Linked DNA regions of Homo sapiens: region 2 is linked to region 1. Evidence: read pairs that join two places in POLR2A ChIA-PET (ENCODE). Cell type or tissue: CD4-positive, alpha-beta T cell. All regions are shown on one strand. Links, peaks and the distances in the headings refer to the core of each region. The heading gives the core; the rest is flanking DNA. Region 1 holds the start of LOC124902456 (a long non-coding RNA gene). Region 2 overlaps KAT6B (lysine acetyltransferase 6B).

The links. ChIA-PET counts read pairs that join two places held together with the same protein. Peaks named below come from ENCODE experiments on the same cell type or tissue, not always from the same donor. Only the 100,000 strongest peaks of a DNase experiment are listed, where the experiment ranks them.
Region 2: POLR2A ChIA-PET joins it to region 1 with 5 read pairs; 2 of 35 experiments call an interaction of 5 or more read pairs at or near these places.

The regions. Positions count from the first base shown.
Region 1 is chr10:74,222,370-74,232,761 of GRCh38, reverse strand. It overlaps ADK (adenosine kinase), which reads right to left. Exons shown (of 11, transcript NM_006721.4): 3 at 8,171-8,224. It overlaps LOC124902456 (a long non-coding RNA gene), which reads right to left and starts at 2,696. Exons shown (of 2, transcript XR_007062198.1): 1 at 1-2,696. RefSeq lists an enhancer at 4,776-4,825. In CD4-positive, alpha-beta T cell, for the core only: no CTCF peak of the experiment used is centred there; DNase peaks (open chromatin) are centred at 4,551 and 4,871; H3K27ac peaks cover 1,301 bases.
Region 2 is chr10:75,030,826-75,041,217 of GRCh38, reverse strand. It overlaps KAT6B (lysine acetyltransferase 6B), which reads right to left. Exons shown (of 18, transcript NM_012330.4): 18 at 8,594-10,392. The coding sequence ends at 10,172. DUSP29 (dual specificity phosphatase 29) reads left to right here. Exons shown (of 4, transcript NM_001003892.3): 4 at 3,141-3,746. The coding sequence ends at 3,382. Among named protein-coding and RNA genes, the nearest start is that of SNORD172, 14 kb to the right of the region's middle. RefSeq lists enhancers at 4,899-5,058, 7,924-7,973. In CD4-positive, alpha-beta T cell, for the core only: no CTCF peak of the experiment used is centred there; no DNase peak of the experiment used is centred there.

The DNA of each region.
Region 1 (10,392 bases), core at 2,553-6,552:
CCCAGCTACTTGGGAAGCTGAGGCAGGAGAATGGCGTGAACCCGGGAGGTGGAGCTTGCAGTGAGCTAAGATTGTGCCACTGCACTTCAGCCTGGGTGACAGAGCAAGACTCCGTCTCAAAAAAAAATTTTTTTTTTAAATCCTTATAATGAGTTACCTTCCTTGATGACAGTGTTAATTATTTTCTGTTTGTTTTTTTTTGGGGGGGGGGGGTGCGGGGGGGTTGTTTGTTTGTTTTTTGAGACGGGTTCTCACTCTATTGCCCAGGCTGGAGTGCAGTTGTGCAATCTTTGCTCACTGCAGCCTCAACTTCCTGGGCTCAAGCAATCCTCTCACCTCAGCCTCCTGAGTAGCTGGGACTGCAGGTGAGTGCCACCATGCCCAGCTAATTTTTTTTATACTTTTAGTAGAGACAGGGTTTCGCCACGTTGCCAAGGCTGGTTTCAAACTCCTGAGCTCAACTGATCTACCTGCCTCAGCCTCCCAAAATGCTGGGACTACAGGCGTGAGCTACCACACTCGGCCAATTATTTTCTTTTAAGCAACAAAATATTTAAGCAAATCTTTCCGAAGTTTTATAATCCAGGTATAAAAATTTCATAGAAGTTATGAGATCCTAGAATTTTACAGTAAGATCACAATTAAAAGTTCAGCAAAAGAGGTGAACTCAGATCTCAATTGGTTGAGAATCATTTGTAGATTATGTATAAGCCTGAAATGATCTCAATCAACTCTAGTTTTGGATCCTTACGGAAGTAACCTGACCACCTGACCATATCAGTAAAAGAAAAAAAAAAAGACAAACAAAAAAAAGCAGCAAAGAAATCTAACACAGATTTAGTACTTACTCCTGGAGATGCAGCCTTATAAGCACAAACGGTAACTCTTATTACAATGAACTATTTAAACCTTAGTTTAAAAAGCAATACAGTGAAAAGGTTACCTTACAAGTATTATGACTACATACAAAAATAAACTTTAAAAAAAACTTTTCTTGGCCAGGCATGGTGGCTCACACCTGTAATCCCAGCCCTTTGGGAGGCCAAGGCAGACATATCACTTGAGCCCAGGAGCTCAAGACCAGCCTGGACAACATGGCAAGACCCCATCTCAACAAAAAATACAAAAATTAGCCAGGTGTGGTGGTGCACAGTGGTAGTCCCAGATACTCAGGAGGCTGATGGGAGGATTGCTTAAGCCCACAAGGTCAAGGCTGCAGTGAGTCATGATCACGCCACTGCACTCCAACCTGGGCAACAGAGTTAGATCTTGTCTCAAAAAAAAAACAAAAAAAAAACTTTTCTTACATGAGAGGCATTTATAGCTCAGGATAAAATTTCCAGCGAAAATATCATACATAGAAAGAGGCTGATGTGTTCTAGAGAAAAGGGCTCCAATGATGACAAAGTTGCTAATGATGAAGATTCTGAATAAGACTGTTCAAAGAAATGGGAAGGAAAAAGAAAAAACTAATTCTATTTAATATGTGGTTGTAAAATGTATACATTTGACTTACTTCATGAGCACACCTAAGAGCTTTTGTATCAAGCTGACCAAATAGCTTTGTGTTGCATCCTCTCCTTAGAAGAATGTAAAGTGCCTTGTATTTGGAAGTAATTAATTCTTTTCAACTCACTCAATATTGGTTATAGGTCTGAAGTGATTTCCAAAACCAAAACACAATACTGTGAAACTGATTTAATTAACTAATGAGTTCTCTGTGATCCGTTACCAAGTCTTGCAATGGATATTAATCCCTTTAAAAAAAAAAATTACTGGCGGCCAGGCGCGGTGGCTCACGCCTATAATCCCAGCACTTTGGGAGGCTGAGGCAGGCGGATCACCTGAGGTCAGGAGTTTGAGACCAGCCTGACCAATATGGTGAAACCCTGTCTCTACTAAAAATATAAAAATTAGCCAGACGTGGTGGCAGGCACCTGTAGTCCCAGCTACTCAGGAGGCTGAGGCAGGGGAATCACTTGAACCTGGGAGGCGGAGATTGCAGTGAGCCAAGATCGCGCCACTGTACTCCAGCCTGGCAACAGAGTGAGACTCCGTCTCAAAAAAAAAAAAAAAAGTTACTGGCTGGGTGCAGTAGATCATGCCTGTAATCATAACACTTTGGGAGCAGAGGCAGGAGGACTGCTTGAGGTCAGGAGTTTGAGACCAACCTGAGCAACATAAGGAGACCTCATCTCTAAAAACAAGACTGTAGTGAGCCATGATCATGCAACTGTTTTCTAGCCTGGGTGACAAAGCGAGACCCTGTTTCAAAAAAAAAAAAAAGACTATATACTTAGAGAACTGCTTGGTGTGACAAAAACAGCACTTAAATGGGACTCAGGAGACTTGGTTTCTGGTCTAGTACTGTCCTTAAGTAGCAATGTAAACTATAGCAAGTCATTTTATCAATGTTACTCTCACCTTATTCATGATAAAATACGGATATTGGTTCAAGGGTTCATTTCTAGAATCAAAATACTATAATTTTAAAGATACAAAAAAAACCGGGCCCTGAGAATAGGATCATAAAAATGTTTATGATATTTTTAAAACTGTACCTTATTTATGAACACTAAAAAAAAATAAGCATTTAACCTTGCTGTCGGTCCTAGCTTATTTCAATTTTGACTTTTTGCTTCACAGGATTTTTTTCTATTAGCTTTACAGATATCCAGTTCTTAGCTCATTCTTACCAAAAAAAAAAAAAAAAAAGATTCTTTTAACAGGGTCTCATTCTGTCACCCAGGCTGGAGCACAGTGGCACGGATCATAGCTCACTGCAGCCTGGACCTCCTGGTCTCAAGCAATCCTCCCACCTCAGTCTCCCAAGTAGCTGGGACTACAGGCAGGCACCACCACATCCGGCTACTTTTGTTAACTTTTTGTAGAGACAAGAGTCTCACTATATTGTCCAGGCTGGTCTCCAACTCGTAGACTCAAGCAATCCTCCTGCCTCAGCCTCCCAAAGTGCTGGGATTATAGGCACAAGCCCAGTCTATGATCTTGATGATTTCAAAGAACTGCTAAGTCACAGCATTAACAATTAATTTAAGAGCATACCAGACCGGGCGCGGTGGCTCACGCCCGTAATCCCAGCACTTTGGGAGGCCAAGACGGGCAGATCACGAGGTCAGGAGATCAAGACCATCCTGGCTAACACGGCAAAACCCTTTCTCTACTAGGAATACAAAAAATTAGCCGGGCGTGGTGGTGGGCGCCTGTAGTCCCAGCTACTCTGGAGGCTGAGGCAGGAGAATGGCGTGAACCCAGGAGGCGGAGCTTGCAGTGAGCCGAGATCACGCCACTGCACTCCAGCCTGGGCGACAGAGCGAGACTCCATCTCACCAAAAAAAAAAAAAAAAAAAAAGCATACCAGATGTTATTGTCTCTAACTTCCCTGACATATCCCTACACATTCCATTTAAATACTTATAACTTTCCTGCTGGTTTGGAAATTGACCTATTCACTAAGAAATTACATTTTTACACTGCACCAAAGATCATATCCTGAGCACGTCCTAATACCCTTGAAGGTTCATGCCTATTGCATAATTTATTTATTTTCTTCCATCTCATCATAATCGTAAATTGGCAAGCATTTAAATATCACAATATAATTAACTTTTATAAGACAACATTTAAAAATTTAAGGGGTTATTCTGACAAAATAATTTAATTTTTGACATTAAAAAATCATAATGGAATTCATTCACTATCAGAAGGGAAAATACACTTCATATTTAGAACAGTATACACTGCTTACAAAAGTTCACTGTTTACCTTGGTAGCTATCTTAAAAAGCCAAGTAAATAAATGTGAATCCCTTTTAAAGAGATTTTCCCCTTGCCTTATAGCAAACAAAAAAAAAATCTTCAGATACCAGGTTACTCTGTGTTAAGTAGTATGGATACTTCTGAATTTATTTATATTTGCATTTGGAATTCACCCCTAACTCCAGACAACTTTTAACTTTCCTTACCTAAATCTATATGATCAGATCTCATAATCCAAGGTAATACAAAATTTATATATTCATAAAATAGATATTCATGGAAACAAAATGGTTCTATTTTCAATAACTGCAGATGTGTCCAAAGATTTTGAAAAGCCACTATTGGAGAGTAAGATTCCATTTATAAATAAAATCAGTATCTTTTACTTTTTCTTAAACCGCTTTATTGAAGTATAATTGACATATAAAAAGCTGCACACTATCTTTTCTTTAATGCCTAGCACAATGGAAAGTAGGTGAAAAAATACTTAGTAAAATAGTGATGTTTTCCTAATTTATTTTAAATTATTCCATTTACAAAACTAAAACTGAAAAAAACTAGAAAGCTAATGAAACCAGTTGATTACTGGATCATGTATAGAACAAACTATAAATCCTATAGTTTTAGATAAATCACATCACAACTTGAATTGCTCAGCTTTCTCTACTTAAAATCATCCCCCAAGGTCTTCAGTATGTAGAATAATGAAAAACAGGAAGTTGAGAAAAACCACTTTGCTTAGAAAAACAAGTGTCACTGCTGACCAATATTTCCCTGTTTTCCCATGCCAATCTTCCTCAGACAGAGAAACAAGTATACTCGTGAAGCATCAGTGACTAAGTGTATATGAAATCTGAATCACAAAATTTCAGGAACTAAAAATGTTTTAATGAAAACATACTTAATATTCATTAATATCAAGATAATTAGAACTATCATTGTACTCTCTTATTGGTATTCTTTTTTTATTTTTTTAAAGGCAAGGTCTCACTCTGCTGTCCAGTCCAGAGCTCAGTGGAATGATCATGGTTCACTGCAGCCTTGATCTCCTAGGCCCAAGAGATCTACCTGCCTCAGCTTCCTGAGCAGCTGGGACTGCAGGCACACACCACCTCATCAGGCTAATTTTTTTTTCTTTTTTTTGAGACAGAGTCTCGCCCTGTCACCCAGGCTGGAGTGCAGTAGCGTGATCTTGGCTCACTGCAACTTTTCCTCCCAGATTCAAGCAATTCTCCTGCCTCAGCCTCCTGAGTAGCTGGGATTACAGGCACCCACAACCATGCCTGGCTAATTTTTGTATTTTTAGTAGAGACAGGGTTTCACCATCTTGGCCAGGCTGGTCTTGAACTCCTGACCTCAGGTGATCCACCCACCTCGGCCTCCCAAAGTGCTGGGATTACAGGCGTGAGCCACCGTGCCCGGCCTTTTTTAAGTTTTTCGTAGAGATGGGGTCTCACTATGTTTCCCAGGCTGGTCTTGTACTGCTGGCCTCAAGCAATCCTTCCACCTCAGCCTCTCAAAGTGTTGGGATTACACATGTGAACCACCATGCCAGGCCACTCTTTATTTATTAATATCAAGATAATTAGAGCTATCACTGTACTCTCTTATTGGTACTCTTATAGAATTAGGGTTAATTTTCAAAGAGCAGGTCAATGTGATGGTGCCAACACATTTTTACAATTTTATAATTAATCAAGCTTTAACAGACTGAAATTAAGAAGTTGTAATAATGTTTTATGAGAATAAAGCATGGAATTACTGATTAGATAAAATTTTGTTTTATATCCATATCTCTTATATTGTTTAAAGCTTAGTCTTGAACACAAAAAGATTTTTTTGTTTTTAATACAGCAGGTGAGTTGTTATACACTCCTTAGCAGACTCTGACTTCCATGACCACCACCCTACCAAGATTTTGGCTATTTGAGTTGCAAAGACACAAATGAGATTATTTATAAACAGCTTTCATAATTCATGAAATTCATTAATTCAATAACTGTTTTAATTTTTTAAAATTAATACTCTGCTTTTATGGTGCCATATTCAACTGAAAGTTTTCTTTGGTATGTAGGTCAAAAACTACAAGGAAGAGAGCCAGCAGCCAAAAATATCAAGACCATCAATAATGACAAATCAAACAAGTGGCAATACTTAGCAATAATAGAACAAATAAACAACAGAATGTTAATCTGCAAAAATGAAAAGGAATTAACTGATATATGCAACAACACTGATGAATTTCAAAAACACAGGGAGTGACAGAAGCCTTATACAAAATAGGACATATATATGACTCAGTTTATAAGAAATTTTAGAACAGGTGAAACTAAAAAAAAAAAACTTTGAAATATAAAACTCTAGTTAATGGTATATGTGTTGAAATATTTAGAGAGAAGCATATTGATGTCTACAATTTACTTCGAAATGCATCCAAAAAACAGATGAAGTAATGCACGAACAGAAGAATAAATAGATAAAACAAGTGCAGTAATATGTTAATGATAAAACCTTGGTGGTAAATATATGGGTGAACACATAACATATGTTTAAAACTTTTCGTAATAAAATGTAGGGGCTGGGCACGGTGGCTCAAGCCTGTGATAATCCCAGCACTTTGGGAGGCTGAGGTGGGTGGATCGCTTGAGGTCAGGAATTCAAGACCAGCCTGGCCAACATGGCGAAACCCCATCTCTACTAAAATATAAAAATTAGCTGGGCATGGTGGCGGGTGCCTGTAATCCCTGCTACTCAGGACGCTGAGGCAGGAGAATCGCTTGAACCCAGGAAGCAGAGGTTGCAGTGAGCCAAGATCATGCCACCACACTCCAGCCTAGGTGACGGAGCAAGAGTCTGTCTCAAAAAAACAAAAAAAAAGGTAAGAAAAAAGTATCAGTTCGCCAAGTTATACCCATAGAGATGAATTATATCTTGGACAGTTAAAAAAACTTTCAAATGAATTAAAACATTAAAATGGGTTACATATTAAATAACATATTCTTTAAAAGCAGATTTCTGGTATTTTTAATATTGGTCATAGTCTAAGGACTAAAGGAACTTTTAAGGCTCACCAACTACTTAATTCCCAAAGCAAAAGAAGCTCTGTTACCAGACCTATAAATAATAACCAACCAATGCTACAGTAACAATCACCGGCCCTCACTGACTATACTAGGAAATAAAGAAAGAGCAAAAAAATTTCTTGACAATATATATATTTGAGAACCCACTATGGAGATTATACTCAAATAAGGATAGGCCAAATATAAAAATACTGATGAAAGGTTAGCATAATAGTGGAATGTGTAAACGGTAAGAACGCATAAGAAAATCCTTTCCCTGAACATTGGTCCTGCCATTTTATAATTAACAATTTATGTTACCTTAAATAGGAGAGAAGAAAATAATTTACAAAAGGTTCAAGACAGTTTTTAAAAAGCAGTTTAAAAGTACTTGGAAAAAAATTATTACTTAATCTCAAGAAGAAAATAATAGTCTTGAAGTCCTCTACGAAAAAAAATTACTGTCCCTATAAATGAGTACAAGTGAAGGTTACATTAAACTAAACCAAGAGCGACCTGAGTTAGATGTGAAAATAAAATGTCTTCAGCCAGGCATAGTGGCTCACACCTGTAATCCCAGCACTTTGGGAGGCCAAGGCAGGCAGATCACCTGAGGTCAGGAGTCTGAGACCAGCCTGGCCAACATGGCAAAACCCCATCTCTACTTAAAATACAAAATTTAGCCAGGCATGGTGGCGGGCACCTGTAATCCCAGCTACCTGGGAGGCTAAGGCAGGGGAATTGCTTGAACCCAGGAATGAGAGGTTGCAATGAGCCGAGATTGCGCCTCCAGCCTGGGCAGCAGAACAAGACTCTGTTTCAAAAAAATAAAAATAAAATAAAGTGTTTTACCTTGTACCAAACAATTGACATTTACTTTTGCATAAACCAGTGACAGAAACAAAATTATATTTGTCTATCATTACCATGAAGGTGGGTGATCCACCGGAGTAAGACCCAAAAATTAAGAGTGACAATTTATTTTTATTTTTTACTTTTTTCTGGTAGAGCAGTCAGAAAGAAAATAGGAACAATTTAATATTTTATCTGGAAAGAGAAAATAGCATGACATATTTCCCAGTAAGACTTTAGTCTAGATGATGGAATACAACACTACATCTTTTAATGTGAATACAGGAGAAATTATGTCCTGTGTAAACTTTATGTAGTGTAAATTATATAGTGTAGGTTATCATAATTGTTAGGATTAAGGTCATAGTGTTAATTATACTTTGTCATTATATAATTTTGAAAATCAGATAATTTACATATACATATATCAAGTTCATAGACAGAGTAAACTATTTACAACCAATGGTTTAATGCACTTACAGTTCCTTGTGTTTGTCTTCAGCCAAGATTTGGTCATTTGGTTTCAGAGAATACCTGTATAACAGAAACGAAAATTACACTCTTCATACACACACAGTGTCAACGTAAGTTAGCTGACCTCTTCAAAACAAGCACTCCAACACTGTTATAGGTCTCTGACTTAATTGATAAAACACCAAGAATGCCCAAGTAGACGGTTTTTTGCTGTTCTATTAGTCATTTCCAGGAACACCACTCCAGGAACTGAAAGGAGATCACCTTAACAATGCTTTGAAGATCTTCAATATTCTTCTGTAGTGAATCATCTGTAATGTCACACTTATTCAGCAGTTCAAAACTGATGGAACAACTACAACGTTAAGTATTTTGGACTTCACAAATAATATGTAAATCATTCATTAAATATATAGTAATCATATACTGTGAACCAGGCTATGTACTAAGTAGCATGACACAGGAGGGAAAGAAAAGCTTTGGAGGGTTTGTGTGTTTTTTGTTTGTTTGTTTATTTGTTGAGATAGAGTCTCACTCTGTCACCAAGGCTGGAGTGCAGTGGCACGATCTTGACTCAGTGCAACCTGTTCAAGCGATTCTCCTGTCTCAGCCTCCCCAGAAGCTGGGATTACAGGCACGCACCACCATGCCTGGCTAATTTTTGTATTTTTAGTAGAGAAGGGGTTTTAACATGTTGGCCAGGCTGCTCTGGAACTCCTGACCACAAGTGATCCAACCACCTCAGCCTCCCAAATTGCTGGGATTACTGGCATGAGTCACCGTACCCGGCCTCAAGTTTTGGAGTTTTTGATTGACCATTTACTAGCTAAGTGACCATAGGCAAGTACTCTACATCTTTAAGTCTCAGTTTCTCTGGTCATAAAATACAGGTTGCTATAAATACTAGATCAGGGATCTTTCACAGTACCATATATTTGTACTGCTGAAGGTAAACAGACTTTCTGAAGGGTACACAGAAATAGATAAACAACAATGGACAACAATTCCCAGGTCTTCAATTCTCATTCATACTCAACCCTTTCATAAAATTTAAAATTAATCTGCCTGAAAATGGATCATAGGTCCATTTGAAAGGTCATGTTGATTTTCCTCTCTGGTCTCCTCTTTCACAAGTACCTTTAAACCCACTGCTATGGTTTGAATATTTGACCCCCCTCAAATCTCATGTTGAAATTTAATCCCCAACGGGGCAATATTGAGAGCTGGGGCCTTTAAGAAGTAATTGGATCATGAGAGCTCCACCTTCATAAATGGATTAATCCATTCATGGATTAATGGGTTATCATGGGAGGGGAGCTGGTGGCTTTAAAAGAAGAGAAGAGACCTGAGCTACCATTAGCAGGTTCAGGCCCCTTGCCATGTGATACCCTGCACCACCTCAGGAATCTGTAGAGTCACTATCAGCAAGAAGGTTCTCACCAAGTGCAGCCCTTTGACCTTGGACTTCTCAACCTCCATAACTGTAAGAAATAAATTCCTTTTCTTATAAAATACCCAGTTTCAGGTATTCTAAGTAACAGAAAATGGCCTAAAATTCACTTTTTATTTATTTTTATTTTTTTATTATTATACTTTAAGTTTTAGGGTACATGTGCACATTGTGCAGGTTAGTTGCATATGTATGCATGTGACATGCTGGTGTGCTGCACCCACTAACTCGTCATCTAGCATTAGGTATATCTCCCAATGCTATCGCTCCCCCCTCCCCCCACCCCACAACAGTCCCCAGAGTGTGATGTTCCCCTTCCTGTGTCCATGTGTTCTCATTGTTCAATTCCCACCTATGAGTGAGAATATGCGGTGTTTGGTTTTTTGTTCTTGTGATAGTTTACTGAGAATGATGATTTCCAATTTCATCCATGTCCCTAAAAAGGACATAAACTCATCATTTTTTATGGCTGCATAGTATTCCATAGTGTATATGTGCCACATTTTCTTAATCCAGTCTATCATTGTTGGACATTTGGGTTGGTTCCAAGTCTTTGCTATTGTTAATAGCGCCGCAATAAACAAACGTGTGCATGTGTCTTTATAGCAGCATGATTTATAGTCCTTTGGGTATACACCCAGTAATGGGATGGCTGGGTCAAATGGTATTTCTAGTTCTAGATCCCTGAGGAATCGCCACACTGACTTCCACAATGGTTGAACTAGTTTACAGTCCCACCAACAGTGTAAAAGTGTTCCTATTTCTCCACATCCTCTCC
Region 2 (10,392 bases), core at 4,561-8,560, 810 kb before region 1:
CTTCATACCCAGTGGACGGCAGGTGCTCAGCCCACCTGCCACATGCAGTTGTGTCTAGGCAAGGGACACTGCTTGGCATTTTAGTGCTGGACCTACTTGTATGTTTCTTACACTCTCTATGTAAGTGGTGTGGATAGACAGTCTGGCCAAAAAGCAAGGCATCACTCCTTGCTTCCTCTTGTCTATGTTCTTTGTTCTCATTGACTGGTTTCAGCCAAGTGTACACCATTCCCCCTACCTGGCTTCTCACAGCCGGTCATTTTCACTCTTTTTGAAAAGCGTTCCTTGTGGAGCTGTACTCGTGGGCTGTAATCAGCCCCTGGGGCCCTCTCCCATCCCATCACTACCCTGACTTGACCCTTTATAAAGAACTCCCCAGGCAACCTCAGTCACTCTTAAAATATCTCGGAGATAATCCAGTCCCTGGTCCTGCCCTGACAGCTGGGCAAACAGAGGCCCAGAGAAGACAAGTGAGGTGCCCAGGGTCACAGAGCTAATCAGAGGCAGCGCCATCAGGACACCTGCCTACCAGCGGGGATTCCTTCTGTCACCGAGGCCTCACAGAAGAGTCCTCTGCCCTTATTTTGAGCACCTGGTGACTTTGCTGTATAAGAGGTCACCGAATATCATGGAGGGCGAGTCATGCCAGCTGGTTATAGGATCTGAAAAAACTGAATTTGTCACTCTTCATCAGAAAAAGAAGTACTCACAAAATACTGTCACAGGAACCCCACTTGGGTTGCTTTAACTGCCCCCGATTCGGCATCCTCCGAGGTGAATTAGTGTGGTTTTAATTTAATGAAGTCTTCTAAGAAACTCCAGGGCAAATGCCACGAGGCGCTAAAGATCAGACTTTAGTATCACGCTCTCCTTTTGGCAGTCCATGGCCTGCTTCTGAAGGCATCTTAAAATATATTATGGATAAGGGAAGTATGAATAAATAAATGAAGCCTGCTTTCAAGCAGGAGGTTGATTCTCTGGTGCTTCTAATAAGCTTTAACCGACCAGATTTTCACTGTTTGGTTTTTGTTTTTGTTTTTTTGAGACGGAATCTCGCTCTGTCACCCAGGCTGGAGTGCAGTGGCGTGATCTCCACTCACTGCAACCTCCACCTCCCGGATTCAAGCGATTCTCCTCTTTCAGCCTCCCAGGTAGCTGGGAGGTGCCCACCACCACACCTGGTGAATTTTTGTATTTTTTAGTAGAGACAGGGTTTCACCATGTTGGCCAGTCTGGTCTCCAATTCCTGGCCTCAAGTGATCCACCCACCTCGGCTTCCCAAAGTGCTGGGATTAGAGGCATGAGCCACCACGCCCAGCCGATTTTCACTGTTGGAAGGGTCTCTTGCCCTATCTCCCTCCAGCCCCGGCAGTTCATAATACACCTTGCACCTTGTTTCTCAGAACTTCCACACACCTAGAACCTCTTGGGAAGAAGTAAGGGCTCTACCAGAATTTCTTTGCAAGTTACTAAGAAAGGCAGGTTCCCAGATAGTGCATGGGAGATGGGCAGAAAGCATCTCCTGAAAGCAAGGAAGGAGTCTGCTTAGCAAGGAGCACACCTGGCTGCGGGGCGGAGCGTGGTGCAGGGTAACAGTCTTAGCCTACGTCTGATTTTCGTGACAGAGGCCTACCTTCCAGTCACTCCTAAAAGCATGCAATTGAGGAGCAGTAGAGATTCTGGATTTGGGTTTCCTTTTCTTGAGATGCAGTCTTGCTCTGTCGCCCCGGCTGGAGTGTAGTGGCGCGATCTCAGCTCACTGCAACCTCTAACTCCTGGGTTCAAGCAATTCTCCTGCCTCCGCCTCCTGAGTAGCCGGGACTACAGGTGCACCACCACGACTGGCTAATTTTTGTGTAGAGATGGAGTTTTGCCATGTTGGCCAGGCTTTAACCACATGGGCTCCAGGTGCTCTGACTGTATGTGAGAACATAAGGACCTGCAAGCATAGGTATGCACTAGCTGCTGCTGTTCCTAAAGATGAACTGTGGTCAGGCATGCCTCAAGGGCTCTGACTGTAGTCATGAAGAAAAGTATCTCCAAGCATGAGAGGGGCGCTGATCTCTCCCACTGCAACAAGTGTGCTCTGGCCAGGGGGACCCTAGGAGCTCTGACAGAAGTTGGGAAATAAAAGCCCAACACAGGTATAGTGCTGGCCCCTGTGATGGTAAGAGATGTGCTCTGGCATGATGGGTCTCAGCTAATCTGACCACAAGAAGGAACAAAAGTGTTGCCTGGACCTTGATTCTTCTCAATAGGCCTGACTCCTCCAATAGTAACACATGTGCATTCACCCAGCTTGAACTCCCAACCTCAAGTGATCCGCCCACCTCAGCCTCCCAAAGTGCTGGGATTACAGGTGTGAGCCACCGCGCCCGGCCTCATGCCCTAGTCTTGGAAACAAAATTCAGCTCTTGGAACTCCTACCAGAGCTTAGTGTCCTCTGTCCCTCCTTTTCCCCTTTCTCTCCTGCTCCCTCCACCTCCCCCTCTCCTCCCACCCCCTCCATCTCCCTTCCAACTCTTTCTCCCCTCCCCTCTGCCACTTAACAGAATTCAGGCCCCCAAAAGGCTTAATGAACTACAGCTTTCATCTGTTTCAAGTACTGAGTCATGACAGAAAGAATTACCCTGTTTTCTGGGAGAGGAAGAAACGCTTTGGTTATCAGCAGGGCTGGCCAGAGGCCCGGCAGCCTCCAGAAAGGTCCGTGGGATTTGAATGCCAGGGGTGGACATTCATCCAGCTGGACACGTTCACACCCCAGGAGCGCGGTCATGCCAGGGAGAACCTGGGACCAGCCTCCCCCAGATCCGAAACAGCAATCAAGAAGTGGGTGCTTGCTTTCTGGCCATGGTGCTCAGGGGAAAGGCAGCCCAGCCACACTGTAGGAGCTCAGCAGCCATTCATTAGCACAAACAAATTGTGCTAAAATCGAGTTATTTACAGGGTTATTTGCCTTCTCAACAACCCTATGAAGAAGACACCGAGAGTGTCCCCGTTCTACAGAGGCAGCTGTGGGGCACAGTGCTGAGTCACTTTCTGTGGGCGAGAGGGTGACAGTCAGGATGGGAGTGGGCCCTACCTGTGCCCCCAACACCTGCCCCTCAGTGTGGGTTTTCTCCTCCCTGCTCCATCTGCAGGTAAGATCCTGGTTCACTGCGTCATGGGCCGCAGCCGGTCAGCCACCCTGGTCCTGGCCTACCTGATGATCCACAAGGACATGACCCTGGTGGACGCCATCCAGCAAGTGGCCAAGAACCGCTGCGTCCTCCCGAACCGGGGCTTTTTGAAGCAGCTCCGGGAGCTGGACAAGCAGCTGGTGCAGCAGAGGCGACGGTCCCAGCGCCAGGACGGTGAGGAGGAGGATGGCAGGGAGCTGTAGGCCCGACTCACAGGGCCAGCAGAGGCACTTGGGGACAGAGGGGAGAGGCAGAACATAGCCCTGGCCTAGGACTCCAGAGAAGGGATGGTGAAACCGAAGCTCGACTCTTCCAAACCATCTTGTTCAACTTCCCCATGTGTGCTGGGGACAGGGAGGACCCAGAGCTGCCCCCGGGCAGAGCTGAGCGCTCAGCCTCTCAGCAAAATGGGAGGGACGGGCTCCCCGGCTCTGGGTCACAGAGGAGCATGCCACGCTGCACCAAGTCTCCTGCTTTGGTTTTGTTTTTTTGGTGAGAAGGAAGAGGGAAAAGATTTTAAAATGTGTAGGCAGTATGTTGTGATTAAACGTTTGGCTTTGTCTGAAAGGAAAGTCATCTTCTTATAAAAAGTATTTTAAAATAGAAATTGCTTTTCCAACCACAGAACCGTACCAGGTGAGCAGTGTCACGGGAGTGCCTGCGTAGCTGTGGAGGCTCCTTCCCGGGCATCCTGCGTTTCTGTGGCATCCCTTGCACGCCGCTTGTCTTTTCAGCGGAACCCCTAGGCTCACGCCACCATCTCTAGATGTGCTCCTCCAGCAGGGTGGGGAGGGGTCCTGAACCTCTGTACAGAGGCCCCTGCTTTAGGCTTCCCCCACTTTCCCAAGGGACGCAGGGCTCCTCAGACTCTTAGCCAGGGCTGCCACTACTCAGAAAAATTCAATGAATTGTGGTGAGTTTGGACAAGTAGGAGTTTGACTTTCTAATTTTGGGGAAAAAAAGGGAGGAGACCCTCTCTAGCGGGGACCTCAGGGAGGCTCTTTTCACGTGGGTTCTAGTCAAAGCAACACGAGCTGCTTTTCAGTCATAGCAGAAAGTATTTGCAAATTGTTGTCTGCTGTGGAATGGGACGATGGGGCAGCCAGGTAAGCTCAGGTGTGGAGTTTGCCTCCCTGAGAGCTAAGCCAGGCACGATGGCTGCGTGATTTCCACTCTGAAGGAGAAAACGGCAGCAGACATGAAGCGGGTAGTGACAGCTTCCAGGGCCAGGAATCCCAAACCAGACAGAAACCAAAGAGAGTTGCTGCTGTTGGAGATGCCGGCCGTCAAGGACCAGGCATGGAAATGGCCTGGAGAAACCAGAATGTGATAAAGGCCTTCTAGGAAAAAACGAAAAGGGGCCCGGTTCTTCAGTTTGGTTGTAGTTTTCAGCAGAATGAAAGAGGAAGTTATTGATGGGTGGAGGAGAGAGTCCAGGGCCTCAGCAGAAGTGTAAGCCACCTGAGAGTCACCCTGTGACCTTTGGGGATATGCCCTGCTTTTGTGCCCCTGTGGCTAGGCCTGGCTTCCTGGGACTGCCCTGAGTCTGCTCTGAGAGTCGCCTTGGCCCAGGAGGAGCCAAGGCCCTCATGTTAACATGCACACAGGGCTTGGGGGGGCATTCCCCGGGGACTCCCTCATGGTAAGAGCACTGGTCTTCTAATACATTTTGAAACCTGAAACATTGCAAAGGGGTCGCAAAGCAAAAAGGCAGAGATGATACAGAAATAGAAATGTGCAGTGAACTGGTATGTCCTGGTGCTAAGACAGAGAAGGGGGACATGTTCCCTCTGAAAGCGCGACAGTCCTGAACTGGACAGAGATTGGGTGTATCAGTCACAACTCATGTGGCTGTGAGGGAGAGAGCAATACTGGGTGTATGACGACTACGGATGATGGAATTGCTTAGTGACTCATACTTGGGTGTGAGAGGACCATATTCCAGCTCTTGGGAAAGAGATGCAGGCCAAAAGGGATCCAGGGTCATAGTGGCCCCAACCTAGGCTTCCCCATCAGGATCCTGCTACCCCGGTCTGAACTCAGTTATTGCTTAGCTCTGATCTGTTCCATGTCCAGAGAGAAGCCAATATTTCTATTTTAATGAATATTTACATTTAGATGAATTCACATCAGGGAGGATAGAGTGTAGCTAGGTGCATTGTTGGTGTTTCCTGAGCACCCCACACCTTCCTCATGCTCTCATCTCTTTGTGGGACTCTGGGTCCTGCTGAAGGCAACAGAAGCTGAGAATGGCAAAGTTGCGGTTCTGGTCTCTTCTACATGACTCCTGGGAGCCAGAAGCAGGAGAAAGGAGGAACAGAAGTTTTTGCAAAAGTGTTTCAAGTCTTCAGAAATAAGATATGAAATATTTGTTTGGTCACCAAGTGTCTATTGAGAACCTACCACATGCCAAAACCTGGGTTAGGGGCCAACAGGAAAAATGAAAATGCACATTGTGATAGAGCACAATGCAGGAAATAGGCATGGAGGCAGAGAAAAGTGGGGAAAGGGGAGAAACCCTCTTTAGGCGGGGTGGTCAAGGAAGACCTCTCTTAGACTTGAAGGCACAAACCTTCCAAATGTGCCGGAGCATTCGAGGCTGAGGAACTGCCCATCAGTAAGGCTGGAGCTGGTGGCTGAGAGTGGGAGTGGAAGGAGAGGGGCAGAGGGACTTGATTCTATTCCAGGTACACAGAAGATTCACTGAAGGGTTTTAAGCCGGGGAATGGTATGATCTGTTTCAAGATCACTCTGGAAAGATCCTTTGGCTGAAGTATGGAGAACAGGTTGTAGGGAGTTAAGAAGCGAGGCAAGAGCAGTTAGGAGGCTGTTGACAGGAAAGGAAATGGGCTGGACTGACAGCACCAGGGGATTAGTATTCAAGATTATTTTGGAATTAACCCAGAAAACGGACGGGACCTCCCGAGATGGGGAGGGAAATGAGGGCTAACTGATCGAGGTTTCTCGGCAGTGCTTTAACACTGAGATGGGATGGACCAGAGCAGGAACGGAGGAGCGGTCGGAAATCACCAGTTCGGTTGTCATGCAGATGTACAAAAGGTGTCCCAGGTCATTTGACGTGGCATCTAAAGCTCAGAGGAATATTCACAACTGGGGATGTAATTCCGGGTGTCACCTGCAGAGAGGTGGAATTTGAAGTCATCATACTAGATGAGATGATGAGAGAAAACAGAGAGAACACTCCCGGCCTGAGTGTTGCAGAACATCAATGTTTATAGGTAAGCCTGGGTGGAGGAGGAAGGTCCAGGAAAGGGGATGGAGAAGGTAGAAGGAACGATGGAAACCTGGGTACAGAGAAATGGAAGGTGCTGCTTCATAATGTAACAGTACGTGTACTTTGAGTATCGAAGATTGATTGTAGACCAAGGCTTGCTCGCAGCCACAAAGGGATCTGTATTTATATAGCACTTAACAGTTTTTACAGCAACATGTATTCATTAGCCAAGCCTTTAAATCAGAGAGGTGACAAATTAGGGCCTTTCAGAATACAGTGTCCTAGAAAAAAAGAGCTGGGATTTGGAAAGACCTGGGTTTGTTTCAGCTCACACATTTTAGCTGGGTGAGTTTGGGTAATTAATGTAGCTTAATCTGAGCCTCAACATCCTGATCTGTACATTGGAAAGAATGGCCCCATTTCCTGCACAGGGTGGGTGTGTGGGAGGAGTTTGTGAAAGCTTTGTGACGATATTGTGAGTCATTACTTCTAAAATAGAATGTTGGTGAGGAAGGTGGATGCCCTCCCACCTGGCGTAGGCACCACTTGCAACTATTAAAACGTGAGGCTGGCAACTGACCACCACTTGGTACGACTCTTACAAATAATAGAACACAGTTAGGGTTTAAATGATGTGGCCTGTTAATGAATCTCAATCGAATGAATTCAGCTTTGATGAATCCAAGTTCCTGTTTCGCCAAATCCTTGGCGTCACATTCAGATGTGAACTGATTTCTCTAGTGAGAGTGGGTGAGGTGGAGGGCAGGGTGTTCTGAGGCCATCTCAGATCAGCAGTTTCCTTCCTATGCTAAGCCTTTCTGTTCCATCAAGGAATGTTGGGACTGGGGCCAGCACGGAAGCTCCTAGTCCTAGCTATGCTGCAGTCCTTAAGGAGCCTGGGCAACCGAGGTGTCCCTGGGACTGTTCTAAGATTAGGGTTTGGCAGGTCTGGGGCAATGATTGGGACTCTTCCACAAGCTCCTTTAGAGGGCTGTTAGGCTGGCAGGGTATGGGAACTCAGACATCGCACAAACCACAAGGTGTGATTAGCAGGTCATGGCCAAAGGGAACACAGAGGGGAATCTCAGCCCCCAGAGAATCTTAACCCAAGAGGAAAGAGACAAAATATGTGACAGGTCGGAGCCCGTTCGGGGCTCTGCTTCCCGATCAGATTGCTTCCAGGCCCCAACCCCACCTCCAGGGCTCGGGCAGCCTCTTGCCCGATGTGTGGCCCACTGGGCTGCCCAGTCCTTGGCCACTCCTGAATGGACGCAGTGTTCGATTTGTGCAGGCATAGACCACCACTTCCTACTCTGAGGATGGCTGATAGGTTTCTTTTCCTATTAGCACAGCAGCTTAAATGGATCTTTTCCCTTTGTGCTGACGGCCCTTCAGACGTGTCTTCTTGAAAGCCCTCCCTCAGCTGTTACATATATTACCCCCATTGACTTTGCAGTTGAGGAAGGAAGGGACTAAAAGATAAAATTGTGACACTAAACCCAATACACTTTGTAACTGTGAAAGAAAATAACGATAAGGGTGAGAGTACAAGGCAGAACTCCACTGGGCACCCTCTGTCTGCACAAGGCCTTTTATTCTGGTGTGTACGCTCTATCCTGCCCTTGCACGATTTTGGGTCCACTTTAAGGCTTATGTCTATGCTTTGTAAAACATCTAATTTTTGTGTGTGTGTGTTGAATCAACAGTGCAAAAGCAACTTTTTTCCTCCACAGGGTAGTGACCTGCTTAACAGAGGAGTTGCGAGCACACGTGTTCAGACACCTGGAGAGCTTAACGGGCTAGTTTCACACGGGTGCTAGGTCAAGCATTCATTTCTAGACTTGTTGCTCAAATAACCAAATTCAAGCAACACTCAGAACTTTCTCTGAACGCTATACTTGTGAATATTCACTTTTGGCAGGGGGTCTAAACTTTAGACTCTAAAGAAAACATACAATTAATCATTCACAACAGAGCAAAACGTTCACACTTTTTAAAAAGAAAATGATTTTTCAAACATACAATCCCAAATTGGGTGCTTTTTTTGGTATGAATCTTTATAAAAAGGAAGTTTGCTACCCTGGTGCGAGGCTTGGAGGGATGTTTCTACAGACTGTGCGAGTGAGGCAGCTGGATATTTGTGCGGGATCTCTTTGCAAATGAAGATCAAAGTCCAAAAGAAAAAAACAATTTCACTTTATTTTAAAGACAATGATTGGCATACAGAAGGTATGCACTCGCATAAAATAAACTTTCATGAAAAGCATTAAAATCCATTATAAATTAATTTATTAAATAGGTATTTGGTATATGTGATGGTTTTATTAGATATTACTCTTATTTATTGCCAACCCCTCCCCCAAAGTCAAAACAAATCAGAAAATCCCATAACTCCAATTTACACTAAATAATTTATTTTCCCAAAATGTGTATGTGTTCTGAGGCGTGACACATGATACAGTTCCATTGGTCATTCTCTATCAATCATAATATGACAGGACACAAGAGGCTAAAAATGGCTCATCATAATTTATTTTATGTTAAAATGTACAGCTTTTTTTTGTTTGTTTTTTGTTTTTTTGAAGTGACTGACTAAAAAGAGAACAGATAAATACAAGAGTGTCGCTGGATCCTATTTTATACAAGGATTACGCCTCTCCTGCTTGGCCCTTACTGTCACCCTGTACAGGTACAAAGGCTACAAAAAAGGAAGCAATATAAACAGACACAAATAACTTTTTTGCTTTTTTACATGCGATTTGTAAGCTTAGTTTGAGCTATTCACAAGCTACTTTTCTATTTTTCCTTAAAAAATAACTCCAATATTTTATAAAGATAGAAAAATCTACAGATGGAATGAAAATGTAAAGTTAGAGGCATTTCCATAAAATAGCAACTTTACACCAAATTCACTATTTTTTTTTAAATCCTGCCAAGTATTTGGACATATATGAAATGTTTCAAAACCTGACAGATAAACACTGAGATATGCTTCATTCAATAAACAGAAGTCTGCATTTATAAAACAGAAAGCTGCCTTTTTTCCCCAAAGAAATCTGTCACCAAAATGGAAAAGGGTCTCAACTTTACACCAAACATTTAGCAATAAAACCCTTTTGACTAACCAAATGGGAATAGCTTTTATAGCTCTTTACAGTTTTATAATTAACAAAAATATAGTTTTTTTTAAAACCCTCAAATTAGGGCACCCTAATCAAGGCAAAAAACTTAAGAAATGGCTTACTGTTAGCACAACACTTGTACAGTACTACAAAATGCACTGTCACTAACAAAGACATTAGCGGCATGCTGAAGTGTCACCTTAAACAAAATATACAATAACTGAAATGCTAAAGGCATTTACATGGAGTGGACAGGGAAGGGAAAAAAAAAGCTCTAGGTTCAATATTAAAACAGATAATTTGGGGGGGCTTGATATCCACATTGTTTAACAGAAGCAGGCACAACAAGTGGCTGCCTCCAAATTGTAGTCCAAAGAGAGGCCTTCCTTTGCAGAGAATTTTATATAAAAGTAACAGAAATGAAGGTACCAAAAAAAAGAAAAAGGAAAAAAAGAAAAACAACTTGTATAAGGCTTTCTGCTGCATACAGCTTTTTTTTTTTTTAAATAAATGGTGCCAACAAATGTTTTTGCATTCACACCAATTGCTGGTTTTGAAATCGTACTCTTCAAAGGTATTTGTGCAGATCAATCCAATAGTGATGCCCCGTAGGTTTTGTGGACTGCCCACGTTGTCTACCTTCTCATGTAGGAGCCATTGAGAGACTGTTTGGACATGCCTGTGTTCATGTAGCCGTGATGTCCGGGGGCCGTGTACATCATGTTACCGTGGGGTGGGGTCTGCATTGGCTGCTGGGCATATGGCTGGGTGCCCATCATGCCCATCTGCATCTGCATAGGGTATTGGGGCGTTTGATTCATATAGCCATGATTGCTGTGGTAGCCACTGTTCATCA